Linked DNA regions of Mus musculus: region 2 is linked to region 1. Evidence: chromatin loops called from intact Hi-C (ENCODE). Cell type or tissue: gastrocnemius. All regions are shown on one strand. Each heading gives the region's core, and the rest is flanking DNA. Links, peaks and the distances in the headings are about the cores only. Region 1 overlaps Wdr75 (WD repeat domain 75). Region 2 has its middle 45 kb from the start of Dnah7b.

Region 1 (8,772 bases), core at 2,291-6,290:
ATGGAAGGTGGGTTTTAAGTGGGCCTTCCCACTTTCATAAGTAATGACATTTTCACACAAATGCTGTGAGCTCTTTGGCTGGAAGGAATGCTGCAGCCTGTGATGAAGCCTGGGTGCTTGCTGTTCTCCCCATCCTTCTCTTCCCATTTCTCCTCGCCTAGCTTACGTGTACATTAACAATGTTCATGAGTACAGTCTATAAAGCATAGACTAGGCGGGGCTGCAGAGAGCTCAGAGATTAATAGATGTACTACTCTTGCAAAGAACCCTTCTCAGTTCCTAGCACCTACATCAGGCAGCTCACAACCACCCATAACTCCAGTTTTGGGAACCTAGCAACTACTTGCACTCTCATGCACATACATATTCATACACACAGACAGACATGAACACATAATTTGAAAGAAAATATTAGTGACTTTAACAGAAACTTACATCCCCATTTTCATTGTCCAACTAACTTGTAAACTATAGTTTTGATTTTCTAGTAACACTGATTTAGTTGAACTTACTGGATTGTATTGTGTTGTGGCACATTAAGTAACATAAAGATCTGATCCTTGCTACCTTAATATTCTGACCTATTCATGTTTAATTATTTTCCTCCCTGTTTTAACAGAGATAACAGTTATTCACCGAAATCTTGATGCATCGGCAGTAATTCAAGGCCTAGTTAAAGGTACTATAGACTCCAGTGGATAGGAGACCCTGCATCTGACTCGTGGCTGCTGCTCTTCACCCACTGTCTCTCGCTTCTTTTGCAGATAGGAGTATATCTACTGGTTTGATGGTTGACCCAAGAACCAAAGCTTTAGTTTTGAATGGAAAGCCTGGTCACCTGCAGTTTTATTCTCTCCAGGGTGATAAGCAGTTATACAATGTAAGATTTTAATCCATAAACTAAGCTTTAAAACAAGTGAAAGTTCTTTATAGTGCTACTGAGCTTGTATGGTTTCTTTGGAAGCTCCTAATACTTGAACATTTGTACTTGAACACAGCTGATAATGTCTGAGATTACTTTAATGCAGTTGATGTTAGCCACACATGTGCTCTGAGTCACAATGATAAAGGAATGAGCATGTGTGGATTGACAAGACAAATCTGGGACTGTTGTGTGATAAACTGTCTAACATGCAAACATTAAAGCTTAGTGTAGATTAAACAAGAATACTTCAGTGTTCTTGCAATAAAATGCAATCCCTTTTCTTGTGCCCTGCATTGCTCTTAACTAGTCAAACCCTCCCCATCGCCCCACCCCCACATTTACTAAAAGGGCTCTTACTACACTTAATATGGTTGGGCATCTCTAATCTCAAAATCCAATCTTTTTTATTTGTTTGGGTTTTTGGAGACAGGGTTTCTCTGTGTAGCCCTGACTGTCCTGGAACTCACTCTGTAGACCAGGCTGACCTTGAACTTGGAGATCCGCCTGCCTTTGTGCGCCTTTAATCCCAGCACTCGGGAGGCAGAGGCAGGCGGATTTCTGAGTTCGAGGCCAGCCTGGTCTACAGAGTGAGTTCCCAGGACAGCCAGGGCTATACAGAGAAACCCTGTCTCAAAAAAAAAAAAAAAAAAAGCACACCTCCACCACCTAGCCAAAATCCAAAGTCTCAAATGCTCCCAGATCTAAAAATTGTGAGCATCTCCCTGACACCACAGAAGGAAAATCCCATGTCTGACTTCATGTGAAGACATCATAGCACAGCGCTAAAACTATTAGATAAAATCACCCATGGGCTGGCTATGTGTGTGTACACTTGGATCCTAGACCCAGAATATGTCGTACATTTTTGCAAACATTGTCAATATCAAAAGAAATCTGAGACATTTTGGATCTGTAGCTTTTCATAATGAGGGCTCCTCAATCAATAGTAACCACTTTATTTTCTTACCAAACACAAGGAAACCCATTTTAAGGGATTAAGGGATCAGTCATAAATAGAAAGCTAGTTTTCTTGGACCATTGCTTATCTCTTTGTTTTTATTTTTTGCTCTTTGAAGTAATAGATGATTTAGCCCTGAGGTTTTTTTATAAAGCTTTTCTTAGAGAAAATATGACTGGAAGTAAAAGATACTTGTATTAATAACACTTTGGACCTTTTTAAACCTTGTCAGCTAGATATCATACAGCAAGAGTACATCAATGATGAGGGTCTAACCCAAACTGAACTAACAAAGGCTGCCTTTGGCTGCTCTGGGACTTGGTTGGCAACAGTTGAACAACGCCAAGAAAATGAAAATGAGCTGGAGCTGCAAATGAAACTGTGGAACTATAGCAAGAAAACCCAAGGGTAATCCTATTGTGTGGCCACCTCATTTGAGTTTCTATTTCATAGTTAAAACTATATTTCTGTTGTTGCATTTTGACAAATACAGAAATGGGGCTTGTGGTATCATTCTAATAATAAAGCTTTATTTTAGCTTTCTGTTTTGAGAAAGCATTGATGCAATGTAGGTCATGCCATGTCATCACATAAAAGATGAAACAGGAGAAAGAATTGTAACCCCACAACATAGCACATTTCAAGGCAAATCCAGAATTAGAATCCAAATGTGCCCTGGTTCTTCCACCACTGTTAGGGAGAGTATAGACATGTGTCTCGTGTTCTGGCAAATAGCCCACTGCTTTCTTAAAGAACTGTTTATCGAGTCTTTGTGCCAGGTTTTTGTTTTGTTTTGATTTTGAGGCAGGGACTCTCTGTCTAGCCCTGGCTATTCTGGAACTTGCTATCTAGATCAGGCTGGTTTAAACTCAGATTTGCCTGTCTATGCCTCCCAAATGCTGGGATTCATGGCATGCACCTGGCTTGATAAATTTCTAGAGAACATTGTAACGTAAGGTATTGCAGGATATTTGATCTCACTGTTAATCCCAAGATTGTGTTATTCACTGAAAAAAACTGTTTCTAGTTGTAGTGTGACTCAGCCTTAGCACACACCTTTAAGTCCTTCTGGCCGGAATACAAACAGGCTCTTAGTACACACTTTGAATCCCAAGCAGTGAAGGTAATGTTAGTATGTAGAAGAAAGCATCCATGTTTGCACGTGATAGGATATGCTGACCTCGAAAGAGAAGAGAGAAGGAAGGAGAGGAAAGATGTAGGAGGCAGTTTTACTGGGACAGTTGTACAGAGACAGGCTTGCAGAGAGAACAAGCTAGACACAGGTGAAGACAGACCAGCCAGAGAACGAGAAGCCAAAAGATTAGAACAGATTGCTAAAGTTAGTTTGAGGCCAAGCTGAACAAAACGTCAGAGGCCGAAAAAGAAGCCAGATTGAGTCAGTCATCTTGGAGAGGAGTTTGAACCAGAACAGCTGAGTTGAACCAGCCAGCCAGATGGAGTTCAGAAAGAACTAGGAAGGGTGAGCTTAACCTACCAGTACATGTCAGAGGCTGGTAACATTCTAGGCCTAGGAAGAGGCTAGAAGCTTCTATGACTAGGCCTAGGTTAGCAGACTAAGGCAGTACGACAATTGTATCAGGTGAACAAAACATACATTCTCACTGAGTCTTTGCCCCACAGTTTACAGATGAGAAAAGAGACCCAGAACTAAGTGATTGCTACTGGTCCTCTCTCTTATTACATGCTCTTAACATAGAAACACTGTGCTGTTCTTATACTATAAGGACATAGCAAGCATTGTTGATGAAGGGACAGTTTGAATGGATCATTTTTATTTCATGCTTTCACAATATATAGGGAGCCATTCTTACCACAGCCATTCTTTTTCGCTGTTTTTCTTTTGTCTGTTTTAGAAGAAGCCAGACCTCTAAGTTCTGTGTATTTATCCTACAGAATCTAGTACAGTAGGCCTTCAGCTATGATTTGATTTCTATTTATTTTTCCCAGTGAGCTGGCCACTATATATAATGCTCTGTGTTTGAGTCACACCGGATGATGTTAGAACTGGTCTTGAGACTGTTAGAGTATGGAAATTTGTCCTTTGGGGTAATAATCCATCAGTTGCCCATTTTGAAGATATTGCCTGATATTGCAGAGTGTTAGCATACCATAGCTTTTCTGAGAATTTGTGGTTTTCTTTCAACTAGGTTTGTTCTTAACACAAAGATCGCCATGCCACATGATGACCACATCACAGCTCTCTGTTTCAATAATGCAGAAAGCTATGAAAAACCCATCCTGGTCACAGCTAGCAGAGATGGCCACTTCAAAGTGTGGATATTAACAGATGACTCTGACATATACAGTAAGTTCACTCAGATTGTGTTGAAAAATTACAGTTTTAAGAGTGATATTGTCCGGGTGTGGTGGCGCACGCCTTTAATCCCAGCACTCGGGAGGCAGAGGCAGGCGGATTTCTGAGTTTGAGGTCAGCCTGGTCTACAAAGTGAGTTCCAGGATAGCCAGGACTATACAGAGAAAATACAAACAAACAAACAAACAAAAACAATAAAAAAGAAGTGATATATTTATATTGACATTTATGTCTTTTTTGAGAAGGTGTTTTCTGTTTTGGTTAATTCTATAAACTGTTGCTTAATTTCAGCAACTATTTTTCATGTTAAATTTTTACATATCTTTCCACCAGAATCTGTGCTTTGGGCAAGTAGATGGGCGTTTTGTGTCTGTTTCATGCAGCATAAAGGGTTCCTGCCACTAGGTGTCTCTCTCTTTCTCCTCCACTAGAGGGAGCTCAAGGTCTCCAGGAAGGGGAAAAATACCTGTCAGTAGGTTACACTGTTTACTTAGAACAGTTGTGGGGAATCTGGGATTTTGTTATGTTTTGTTTTCTTTGTTTAACCTTCTGCTTATAACCTGCCTCTTAACATTATTTCATATTTATGCCATTTTTGTTATGGTTTCTTTTTCCACAGAAAAAGCCATTGCTTGGACTTGTGACTTTGTGGGTAGTTACCACAAGTATCAAGCAACCAATTGTTGTTTCTCTGAAGATGGTTCCTTACTGGCAGTTAGTTTTGAGGAAATAGTTACAATATGGGACTCACAAACATGGGAACTAAAATGTACATTTTGCCAACGAGCTGGGAAAATAAGGTAGGTAAATTAGTTTGTATTGCTACCAATGTATGTATGTATTTTTAATTTAAAAAGCCTTTAAGCTTCAGTAATAATGTATGTTTTCCCCAAAGAGGTAATCAATAGTTTTCTGGGGAATAAGGGTAAAACGTTAATCAAAATGTTGAGAAGCTGTAACCCGTGAGTTCATGAGTAGTTTATAAGCATTTCTTACACTAGGATTCACATTGAACTTTTGTACGCAGCTTTCTTCGGGATAGTAAACACTTTCATGAGGGTATTGTGTAAAAACTAAGATATGCTAGCCATGGTTGATCCTGACCTGCCAGTCTTTATGCATTCCCTTAAAAATACAATGTAATACTCAAACTAATACGTTTGGTTCCCAGACCTGAGGACAAAATAATAGGCGACTAATTCCGTCTCATTTTAAATATATAAGGTTTTGTTAAGTGGCATGAAGTTCATAAATTCTTCTTTGTGGCATGGATTGTTACGTGATCGAGTTGGTCATAGCATCACACCTGTTTTCCTAAAGAAGTGCAAATACCTACATAACCCCTTTCTATTGGCTTAGCATCTTTTCCATTGCTGTAAGAACTAGAAACACAAAAAGAATAAAACTATGCCTGCTTATAAGTCTGTATTGAGTAGAACTAAACGCAGTGGTCTAAGCCTGCAGTTCTTTGTCGCTAAGTGTACTAGAGCTGCCTGCTGCTCATCTTTTATGTGATTTTGGCCTAGGCACCTTTGCTTTGGAAGACTGACATGCTCAAAGTATCTCCTCGGCACTACTGACAATGGCATTCTCTGCTGTTGGAATCTGCTCAGTTGTTCAAGTAAGCCCGTGCGGGTGGGATGCTGCAGCTAGACTTTGACCGTTTAGGAAACAAGGACCCTGTTTTCATATCTTTACCCGTACAATATATAATTTTTTACTTGGCCAAAAGTGAATTCAAGGAAGAGCTCTGTTGATTGTATGCAGGATCCCAGACTGTGTAATATTTGAAAATAGTCTGTCACAGTATTCCTGAAAAATGAGGCTTTGAGAGCATTTTACTCATGTGGACAGGGGGAAGGTATGATGTTATTTCCTAATGAATGTGATGGTAGTCTCTGTCACCCACGTCTAGTAAGAACAGAAAAGCATCAGCCATGAGTCTGAATGAGCCTAACTTTAATGCAGTGGGTGGAAGGAATACTGAAGTTCATTTTGCAGTTCTGCGTCCTGATGCACACTTCACTGACCCCTCCACAGGCAATGTCAGTGTGTATCTATTGTTATTGAAATCATAGACCCTTCCATACAAGCAGAGCGCTGAGCTGTCCCAGGGAAGATAAAGAACACTTGATGTAAAGACTTCCTCTTCTCAGCAGTGTGTCGCTCTTCCCACAGTACAGTGGAGTGCAAAGTTGAATGTTAGAGTTATGGAACCCGACCCTTACTCAGACCATGTTGCTGCAGTGGCTCAGTCTTCAGCGGGCTCCGATCGTAAGTACTGAACGCTCTCTGATAGCGTGCAGCTTGTTGCCTAGGTTTTCTTTTTACTCTTTTTAGTATAAGCTGAGACATAGTCGCTTTGAGTCAGGAATTCAAATGCAGCTGTTTGTCTGGGGCCTGCTCATCCTCTCTTACCCAACACCTGTAATATATACACTCACACGTATTGCTAGGACTACTCTAGTATAGCCCTGACTTTCCCACAAGCCTGTTCCCTCTCGGGCTTCAGAATCTCCCCTGCTGGTTAGCTGGACTTCCTCTGCTTCTGAGACAATGTCTGCATCTCTTTCTTGGTACTTCAGACAAAAGATTTGTATAGTATTCTGCTGTCTCTTAAACAGATACCCTGGTCCCTGGAACAGAAACTTTTCGTTTTCAGATTTTAGTCCTCGTTCCTAACCTGTTTGGTGCATACTAGGCACTCAGTGGATACCTGTCCCACAGCAGTCTACGCAGGGCCATTGACTCTGTGGGCTGGGAACCATATTAGTGTGATCTGCCAGCCTGAGGCTAGAATATTCCTCTGCAGGTAAAATGACATCTATCTGTTTTTCCCCTTTAGTGTTTGTATTTAAACCTAGCGAGCCAAGGCCATTGTATATTCAGAAGAATGTCTCCAGAGAGGAAGTCCAGTGGGGAGTGTTTGTCCCACGAGATGTCCCAGAATCATTCACGTCAGAAACGCACCAGTGGCTGAACAGATCTCAGTTTTACTTCCTAACGAAGTCACAGGTAACTGTCTCCCACCAAACGGGTGGCCTGTTTATAGAAATAGTTTTAGAACGTTTGTTTTAGGTAGAACTCTTTCGTTAGAGGTTTATTTCCCAAAAGAAATGGTCCAATAAGTGTCCGTGCATCAGTATTAAGAATGTGATTGCGGTAGCACTGTCCCCCACACCTTAAAGCTTTGTGGTCACAGAAGGGACTCTTTGTGTTGACTTTAATTCAGTTAGCATTTTCCCCTAAGTTTACCATTTGGTTTGCTGTTGAAGAAACTTAACTAGTGTCTTTTATTTTGTTACTGGGTTTTACATTTTTCTCAGAACATGGTCTTGTAACTCCCACAGAACCTTTCAAAGAAATTTAAATCTTTTCTTTGAGCAGATGTATATATCAAAATGGACACTTTAAGACATTGTATAATCTTATTTCATTTGCACCTCCTAATGTATATTTTGTTCCATGAATTGATCTGTCTTTTTAGAGCTTATTAACATTCAGTACAAAGTCTCCAGAAGAGAAACTCACACCAACAAGCAAACAGGTAGGCCTATTTTATTCATTTATGATACATGCTATGTTGTTTTTCTAAAGAAAAATAGCTTTTAGAATCCATCTGTGACAAACGTGTCTCAGTGAGTTCTAAGAAGGAATTGTTAAGTGCGTCCCTGGAACCGCTGCTCTGCTCCTCCCTCACGTTTAGAGAATAAGAAGCATATATAGTCTCGTGTTTTAAAGACTTAGCCAATTGGCCTGCCACGTCTAGTTTGTGGGATGTAATTGGCTAAATAATCAGTTGTAGATGGGGTAGGGTGGTACATGCCAGAGTAAATGTGCTTAGCTTATATTTAAATGAGATCCCAACCCACTCTGTCCACTAAGGATCTTGGATTTTGTTGTCTGAATTATTTTCTGGAACCAGCCAGCCCTCCATCAACACTGAGGGGCAACACTAGATCATCATTATAGAAACATCTTGTAATTGTGGTTAGAGTTTTATTTACTAGCTTGAAATTCATATCTCCAAGAACGTGTTTAGATTATGGATTCTGGATTTAGTTATCTGTTGAATTTATTGAAGTTCTGGAATGCTGAAAGTTTGTATTGCCTTAACATAGAAATGCATTCATAGCCAGGCAGTCCACATACTTTCTTTTTGTGATCAACTTTTTCCCTCATGAAGTTAATTACTGCTGCCTTTTTTTCTATTAGCTGGGTGTTTTGTTGTGTTTTGTTTTACTATTTAATTCTTCTCCAGACTTTATCCAAATTATTGGGGGGGGGGGGGTTTCCAGAAACATATGTATTCTTTCAAGTCATGAAAACTTTTCAGACCCATGGCTGACTTCATTCTGGACTAATTATTCTGTGAATCTGCTAACAGTGCTCATCCTAGAGCCTGTGCTCGGCATTCTGGGATTCTTTTCACCGCTGTGACACTAGGTCCCATAGACTTGCTTTCTTTGCTCACGTACGTACTTTGGTGAAACCTGTTCTATTCAAACATGGCTTATCACCTTGCTGAACTTAGGGCCTTGCAGTTTTGGAAGT
Region 2 (8,772 bases), core at 2,810-6,809, 210 kb after region 1:
TTTTTCACTCACAGAAAGGTCAGGCATTCTTTTTCTCTCTCTGTCTCCCTCTCCTTCATGGAAAGGCAGATAGGATGAACAATACACATGTAGCTTCTGCATGTTATGGAAAACCTGACATTTGTGGTCCCAAGACTGGCTTATTTCACTTAGCATCTTGATCTCCAGATCTGCACATGTCCTGTGTATCTCACTTTCCTTTACATGTAATGATATATCAGTGTTCCTGATTTTTCATCCCCACCCATGTGTTGGTGCACATCCTGGCTGGTTCCTTTTCTGAGCTAGAGTGAACAATGGAGCAATGAACCTGGATGTCTGAGAATCCCTGCCTTACATTGATGGATCAGACAGCAGTCCTGTTTTCCTTGCTCTGAGGAACTTTTCTGCTGGCAGCGAGGGTTGCTGCCCCAGTGTCACTTCCCTCTCACAGTGTGTAAGCATCCATGATTCTCTCTGTGCTGCCCATCATTTGTTGGCCTTGGTTTCCTTGTTACCAGTCATGGTGGAGGGGGGAAGTTACCTCAAGTAAAGGAAAAAAGTGCTGAGTTATTTCACCAAGAATCACCTGAGAGCATCCGTGTTATTGAGCTGTAATACTCCTGGAAACAGTTTTCTCTTAGGAAGTTTTCCTTGCTGGATCGTGGCCCTACCCAGAGTCTAAGTTTGAGGTTTCCCTGAAGTTGCTTGCCTTGCCACTGAGGATGTTACTGGCTATTAATTTCACATCACATCCTGCCACCTAGTGGCTCTGGCTCTGGTACTGGGGATACAGTGTGTTGAATCAAATACTCACTGTGCAAGCATTGTTGGGTTAGGTTTTAATCTCCTGGACCCATGTGAGCTTTGATCTCCTTTTCTCTGTGGTGGGGCCCAAGTGTGTGCTCTTGGACAGCTCTCAAGTGAATCTTAAGTGCCTCTCAGTGTGTTAGCCCAGGGTGGAGTCTTAGAGTGACTTTGAGGTCCTTGCTTAGCTCTCTGCTGGTCTTCAACACCACAGAGGAAATGATCAGGAGGAAGAGCTAAGGGCCTGGTTTAGGTGACTCCCAGAGTATCATCTTTGATAAGACTGTTGAACTGACAGGTTTAATTTGGCTTCTAAGAACAGGAAATCTGTTGTTGAAATATTTCCTTGATACATTCTGGGAATATAAACTAGACCTAGGGATCTGATGTTCTCCTATCCCAAGTCCAGTTCATAGGTAGGAGGAGAATAGATTCTTTTATGCCCTGTCTACAGCGTGAACAAAGCCCATGTGATGTTGGCAGCCAGGAGTAGTGCTTCATACTGCTTGTGACTTGTGTGAGAGAGAAGCAGGTGGAACCAAAGGTACTGATGGAGGACTCAGGCAGGCCCTGCCGTGCTTCTGCTTCAGTTAGAGCAAGAAAGCTCATCTATTCAGCTGTGTGTGGCCACATAGCTCATGCTACCTCCCACATGACCTCAGTGTGTATCCTATACTTCTGCTAGCTTGACAGCCCTCATATACACTCAATCAATCCTGTACATTCCAGAGAATTCCCTATCCCATCCATGTGCTGGTTCCTGTATTGACATTCTATTCTGTCTTTGTCCTGTCACAGTGCAAGATATGAACAGTGCCTTCATAGGGTGAGTATTGACTCCTCTGATCCTGGTGACATTCCTAACCGCAATCCTCCACACAGAGGCACATGTGGTCTTCCAGGCAGGTAAGCTGACACCTAGGTTGTTTTTGGATCACGAATTTTGCCTTCACACAATCCCTTCCACTCTCCTCTTGCTTTCCTACAAGATCTAGAGAATGGAGTGAGGGCAGCATCTCCGGGAACCACCCAGTACACCACACTAGGCCACTGTACTGCTCTTCTGCCCTGCACTGTTGTTCAGTAAATGGTGATCTCATTCTGAGGTTGACAGAGGGCATGGCATTCACAGCACTGAGGGTCACAGAGGCAAGGATGTGGCTATACGAGCCTCCTGTGTGCCATTTTCTTTAATGGCATCTCCCAGTTTCTAAAGTTGGAATCCCTGAATGATTCTCTGTAGGCTTAGTGTTGCTGAGTCCTGGACCTATAAATAAATCCCACTTTGTCAGATACTTTGTCCTTAGATTCATTCCAGGGTGGTATCTGTACTATTTAGAGCTGTGGGATTCTGAATTTCATAGGGGTGAATCTTGGAAATATCAAGCTCTGAGCCTTGTTCTCAGCCAAACAAGTTTGAAAAGGGTCAATAAGCACAAAGTACAGAAGTGCAGTTTTAATGTCAACTGTGAGTCCAGCCTATTTCCAGCCTCTTAGATGGGTAAAAATCTTTCTTAGCCTATGTATCACGTGGGACACCATCAGCACACGATACCCCCAATGTCAGGACTTGCATAGTCCTACCAAATGAGCAATGAGAGAATGAATGTGGATACCTGGGCACAAGACTCCTGAACCCAGTATCCACAGAGTCACAAATTTCACAATTATAGTACTGCTTGCAACAGCATCAGCAAGAGGCTGCTTCTGTGGAGTGAGGCCTTCTTCCTCTTCTAGGATTCAGAGGTGACCCCTGACCTGAGTCTGTCAGGCTCTTTGTATCCTGGGATGCTTGATGAGCCGTTGGTCCTGGTACTTTTATCTTGTGCATAGATGTTTTTCAAGTATTTCATCAAGATGGGTTTCATCCTTACAGTGGCCAGGCTTCACGGCTGCAGTCCATCTTCTAAGCCTGGGTCATCAGCTAGAATAATCTGTTCAGTATCAAGAGGCTGAATCTGTAGAACAAAATGAAGGAGCTTGTGTAAGTTGAGAGAATGGTTTTCTTGCAGAAGATACGTTCCCAGCTCTCTCCCACCAGTGTTTGTACCTAGCAGACATCACAGCACTCCAGCAATGCATAAGAAAACCCTCATTGCTATACCTGTCCCTCGAACCTGAAGTCTGAGCTTTGCACAGGAACTCTCCTGTCAGAAGAATCAACAATTCTCTGAAGTGTTAGCCATGAAGACATGCAAGAGCCGAAAAAGATGGAAACAGGGGACTTGTGGCCTCTCTGTGCACTATGTCAGTCAGGCTTTTTTTGGAAAGAGTTAACTTGTGCCACACTACCTGACTGAAGGCATTCTAGATAGACCATAGAAAGTAACAGGGTCCTAGCACTCAGAAGTTTTGATGTTGATAACGTGCTCTTCTCCTGCACTTCCTGAACTGGTAAACAGCATGACATCTCCTGGCTTTGTTCCCTTCCTACAATGGGGCTAAGAATGGAAACACCCAGTCAGGGGTGTTCTCATGGACGCATCAAAAGTCTAGTCACTTGTGGTCAGATCATGATTGGGTAGCAGGTGTACAAGTTTCAAGAATGGAGTAAGTGAGCACAGATGATGTGAAGATCCTGGGTACTCTGAGGAGAGAAAAAACTACACCTTCAGTGATCATATGCACAGGTACAGAAAACATCACCTCTATCATTCATGTACAGAAGACAAGCAAAGAGACCCACACATACATCCTGCAGCAATCCCACGAAAAGTTTCCCCTGGAGACTCAACAGGTCATGGACATATATAAACACATCCAGGGGTAAGGATGATGGCGAAATGGTTCTTCCTTCATAGCTGAAAAAATGTCCAAATGTTACTTATGCTGTGCACAGCCCCAAATTCATACATCAGAGGTTACATTTTAATGCCAGTGTGTGTTCTCCATTTCCCAAACTCATGGGATCATCATGAAGAAATGGTGAGACACTGTAGATATGCCACTGTCCAGAGATGTTCTCTCACACCAGTCCCTTGCTAAGTACACAAACATGATCCAAAAGCCCCAAAAGACTTCAGTAGATTTCTTACCTCCATTGTGCAAATGGGGTGTCCAAGAACCATTCTGAACACTTACTTAACAGTCAAAGAGTCAAGATCATCTTATTACATTTTGATAAAAGTTGCCTGGAAGCAGCTCATCTTGACCAGCAGAGACTCATTGATCGATTGACTGACATTGCTCCATCCTCCACCAGGATTGGCTTCTGAGGGCCCAGATGTTATTGCCATTCACTGATGTCACATTTTCTGTAAAATGGATTCTCAGAGCTGCTTGGAAGGTTTATTCATGATGATAAATATTGGGATGAACTCTGGAGGAATCACATGACATGGTGTTATCAAAGGCAGGGCTCAAAATGGAGGCACAGAATGGTCTACAAAACCATTCTAACTCATCCACCAAGCTGAAGATAGGAACATATAACACACTGTACTGCATTTTTGGCCAGAGCAAGTGTGGTCTACGTTGAAAAGCTGTGAGAGTGTAGTGAGGAGCAAGCCAGGTAAGGATGTAGTTCCTATCCTGTGCTGTCTGCCACAGTAGAGCAGAATATGACTAAAGTATGTCCCTTAATTCAGACTGAGGGGTACCTGTCCTGTCTCACTCTGCTCAGTGTTCCTGCTTGAACACAGGAAAACCCCACAACTCACTCAGCCACTATTTAGGGCATAATCTAGCAGACCCCTCATTGCAACATCATTCAGCCTTTTTAAGTCCAGGATGGTTGGGGGAGGCTGGTACTCTAAAGAACAGAGCATGGTGTAGGCCAAGAGACAGCAAGCACAGTTGAAAGAAAGGGAAGTTAAAAGCCTAAAGGATGACAATTTCGCTCCAAGAAAAGGATCACTCCTGACATCCAGTGGTAGCATCTGGTTTTACATGTTTGTGAGAATGCTAAAGGATATTAGTAGATTTGTCTTTCATCCCTGGGTAAACCTGAAATGGAATTCTTTGAACTCTCCATGGCTAGGCCCAAGCCTATCCTTTTGAAAAGTACCATTTAGGCTCTTCAGTATCAAACGAGTTGCCAAAGTTTAAGCACACTCTTGAGCATCACACATATGAACACATCCTTAGGAATTTGACAGGATTTTGAAATGTACTATGTTTCTCTTGATTCACCTCTCCCTCATGTCTAACAGTTTCCTTGAAAATTAAGCCCATAAATACAACTTTGCAAGTAGTCTTTTCAACTCCTTTTTACAAGTTGTTTTATGATGGAAACTGCACATCATTCAAGCCCATGTCTACATAATAGCCACCTGAAAAAAAAAGAGATAGTCTGCCATCTCAAAGTAGCAGGGTCTTTGCTAGAAATAAGAAGGAAACATCTCCAGGAAACATGGCCCAGATGCCACTGAGCACATGCTAGAAAGACAGAGGAAATCTTGGGGGAAATGAGATAACTTGTCAGGGTGGAGCATGGCTGCGGGGCCATAATAGCTCAGGACAAAAGCATTGAAACTTTTCTGAATACATCTTGTCTGTAGAGTTTTAAATTGATCCTTATGAATGTTCACATACACCAAATAGAATAGTGAGTTCATGCAAGGATAATAATAAAAGTTCATGTCTTTCAGTTGGCATCCTCCACAGGAAGTGCTAATAACAAGCCAGATAGAGTTCTCCAAAGATATTGGGAAAGCTTAAAGAACAACATAGCATTCTGGGAATCCAGAGAGTAGGGTAGGGGGTTGGGCCCAGTGCTCAGGAAATGGAGGCACTTCTGCATTAGAGGCCTCACTGGCCTGTAACCCAGTGGCTCCCTACATTTAATTTCGAAGAGCCTGGGATCTCCAGGCAGGAGAAAGAATCAGACAGGTGTTCCATGGCTCCATGTTGGGCCAGAAGAAATAGGCTACCTTCTGATTGCATGTGCTCATCTCCTAACATGAGCAGTACTAAACCCATATCCTATATGTGGGAGAAAGAGAGCATCTCTCCCTAAGATTTAAAAAGACACAGCACTCTGCTCTGAGAGTATGGGTCATTGACACTTTAAAGGAAACCCAATGTCATGGCTTCATGTCCCTAGAGGATATTATGATGCTCACAAAAGCCAGCTAGCAGGCATGGTCTCCCTCTATGTGGGTCTGATTATCCAAAACACCCTGAGGATAGGATCTTTCACTTCTGCTTTCTCTCCAAGGGTCAGCACATCATGTGGACCTCAGACAATTGAAAGATGGATTAAGTCCTCTGAGTAGTTTGGAAGTAAGATCTGGATAAGATCAGAAAAGAATGGGGTGGGATTTACCTGCTGTGAGCAATGGGTGGAATTGGTGAATTACCTCAAAAAGCCAAGGACACGTGATGAAAGTGCCATGAAGATGTACAAGGTGGAAGGACATCCTCAGATAACATTCTCTAGGTCTACTTTACAAGGAAAGCATACAAAAGGAAGAAGATGCCTGCATGGCTCACAGCATAGCCTTCTGTGATAAGCCTAGCTGTGTAGTGAAGTGGGCTCACTGTAGAGCTGTTAGGACACTGGAAATAGCCCCTATCTTCCCATATTACACATAGGGAGAGGTATATGGACTGGTTGACATCCAGACTGTGTGCCAAGGTGATGGCTGTGAGAATGACTGAAATGGGTGTGTCTGAGGGGAAGACTGGTTTACAAAGAAAGTCAGGAGGAAGGATAGATCCTCTGTCTGGAGCCTGTCAAGCAAGACTTCAAATGTGGCTGTTTCCTGTGAGCCTTGATGGGTTTCTGTGTTGTCAGAGCAGTCACCCTTAGGAGAGATCTTCCTCAGCCTGGTTTCCCCTTTCTCACAAGGACACAGTATATTATCTATCTGTCACAGACAGACATGTGTACATTTACCAAAACACAATAAATACCATAACCTTCTATATATCGACCATTTAGATGTGTTGGGTTGTGATTCCAGCAAGAATATCTAACTCATACCAGGATGGCATTAGTAAAGATATACAGGGAACATTCCTTACAACAGCTGCAGCAAGAGTGGTAGGACTAGTCATATGCAACCATGTTTCCAACCTCACTTGCTTCAGGATGTAGTATCCTCATAGCCTCTGCTCTAGGAGCAGAGACCTGAGAGTACTTGGGAGATTTTCCTATTGCACAATATAGATATTTCCCAATGGTTTCCACTGAGAACAGAACCCCAGGACATCAGCTATGCATGGTATGAGCTGCAGGACTGAGCTCCACTTTGTGCCCTCTCCTCTCATGGATGTTTGGCATCCCAGTGTCTTAGCATCAGAAGTTAGGTTATCAAAGATGACCATCTTACCTGCATCTAAAAGATGAGGTCCATGGTGAATTTCAGTTCTGTCTCTAAGGGAAGACCACCTTAACGGTGATCTCTATTGGCTTTTGGATTTGTGTTGAACCTCTGAGTGTTTCATATAAAGAGTCATGCAAACTGCAACATCATGACTCATCTTCTGGGAGGTAAGACTGTGAAGTTTTGTTAGTGATCCCTAGAAGACAGAATTGGAAATGTTAAGGTGGTAGACCTTGGAACCATTTCCTGCTGTGGACTCACTGTCTATCTGGTCTTCATAACAACAGAGGAATACTGCTCCTTGAACAGGTTGTTGGTCTTTTACAGAAGATGAAGTTTCCACAGAGAAGGCAAGTGTTTCCCAGAGCATTGGTGTTCTAGCTCAGACTCTCTGATAAAAATCAGAGCTTAGCCTTCACTCCTTTGACACTTGCCCAATCTCCTCACGGAGTGCAGGACACTGGAACAGGCATTACCTTTGGACAGAGGTGGTATATTTAATGTCGAAGGTGGAGATGGAAAGCAAAAGACCCAGCATGCTTTAAAATTATGCAAGAAACCCCCATCCCTTGTTTTCTGGACTTCCAAATTCTACAGAAGCAGTTGCTGACACTACCAAGAAAGGAATGGAAAACTTCCCAACCCTGAATAAACCAAGAAGGTTGGACTGTGGAACTCTCAGGCTCAGGCACTACATTGGAGCAGGTCATGCTCTGAGCTTTGAGTTCATTCTCAGCACTGAGTCATGATTAGGGTTCCTGGCTCAGACTTCTCACCGGTGAATAAGAGTGTCTTGTGTAAGGGTTCAGGGTATCCTGATGTGGGCCTGCCCATCCTAAAGTGTTACAGACATACTGTCTTGGCAAAGAAAGTTCTGGGAAAGTAAAGGTAGGCAGAAAGAACAGGGGCAAATGAAGTAGGATGCTACGATTCAATAAGACTCAATGTTAGAGAACTAAGCTGAGAGGTTGAGGATCTCCAAATCAACAGCCAAGGCAATTCTCAGGAAGAGAAAAGATCCTGCTGTCCTGACTGGCATCCAAGGAAGGAGAACAGCACATGTGTGTGCCAAGGCTCCCACTTCTGAGACCAGTCGGGTACTGCTCCTGCATTGCTGGCACTGCCTCAGATCCTTCAGGTTCTTCACTTACAAGAACTTTTCCAAGAAGATCCAAGAGTTTGATCCCTGGGTATTTCATTAAGTTTGAGAAATGCCTCAATAGAGTTATCCTCTAAACTCTACAGGCACCACAGAAAATATTCATGTTATGCCCCCCCCCCACACACACACAGACTGGGTGTGGGCAGAGAGCCACAGAGGCAGAGAAAGAATGAGTACAGGAGACAGTCAGAAACAGATGCAGAGAAAGGGACAAAGCAGGACTAATAGAGAGATATAGAAACACAAATGAGAGAGAGAGAGAGAGAGAGAAAGAGAGAGAGAGAGAGAGAGAGAGAGAGAGAGAGAGAGAGAGAGAGGAGTCAGAGAATAGGTAAGTGAGTAAAAAAAGAAATAATTTAAAATGCTTTTCAAGGTTATATGCTCTCAGAGCCATACCAATGGTGAAAATTCGGGTAATGTTTGTAAGGTTCATACATACCTAGTAGCACTGAATTGGACCTACTCAAAGTAGTGCAGGTTAGCAGAAGGAAAATGGCATGAAAGCCTGAGCAGTCCCTAACCTTTCTTGGAGGGATGGGCTCCACACCTGGAAAA

What was found. Hi-C counts contacts between places; a loop is a spot of excess contacts. Peaks named below come from ENCODE experiments on the same cell type or tissue, not always from the same donor. Only the 100,000 strongest peaks of a DNase experiment are listed, where the experiment ranks them.
Region 2: it touches region 1 in a loop (9-fold over the local background); 30 of 42 quality-filtered maps call a loop at or near these places.

The regions. Positions count from the first base shown.
Region 1 is chr1:45,812,426-45,821,197 of GRCm38, forward strand. It overlaps Wdr75 (WD repeat domain 75), which reads left to right. Exons shown (of 21, transcript NM_028599.3): 10 at 620-679; 11 at 765-880; 12 at 2,116-2,291; 13 at 4,052-4,209; 14 at 4,838-5,018; 15 at 5,745-5,839; 16 at 6,397-6,492; 17 at 7,064-7,233; 18 at 7,706-7,765. Among named protein-coding and RNA genes, the nearest start is that of Gm30900, 13 kb to the right of the region's middle. In gastrocnemius, for the core only: no CTCF peak of the experiment used is centred there; a DNase peak (open chromatin) is centred at 4,636.
Region 2 is chr1:46,017,843-46,026,614 of GRCm38, forward strand. It overlaps the pseudogene Stk-ps2. Among named protein-coding and RNA genes, the nearest start is that of Dnah7b, 45 kb to the right of the region's middle. In gastrocnemius, for the core only: a CTCF peak has its summit at 4,654; a DNase peak (open chromatin) is centred at 4,625.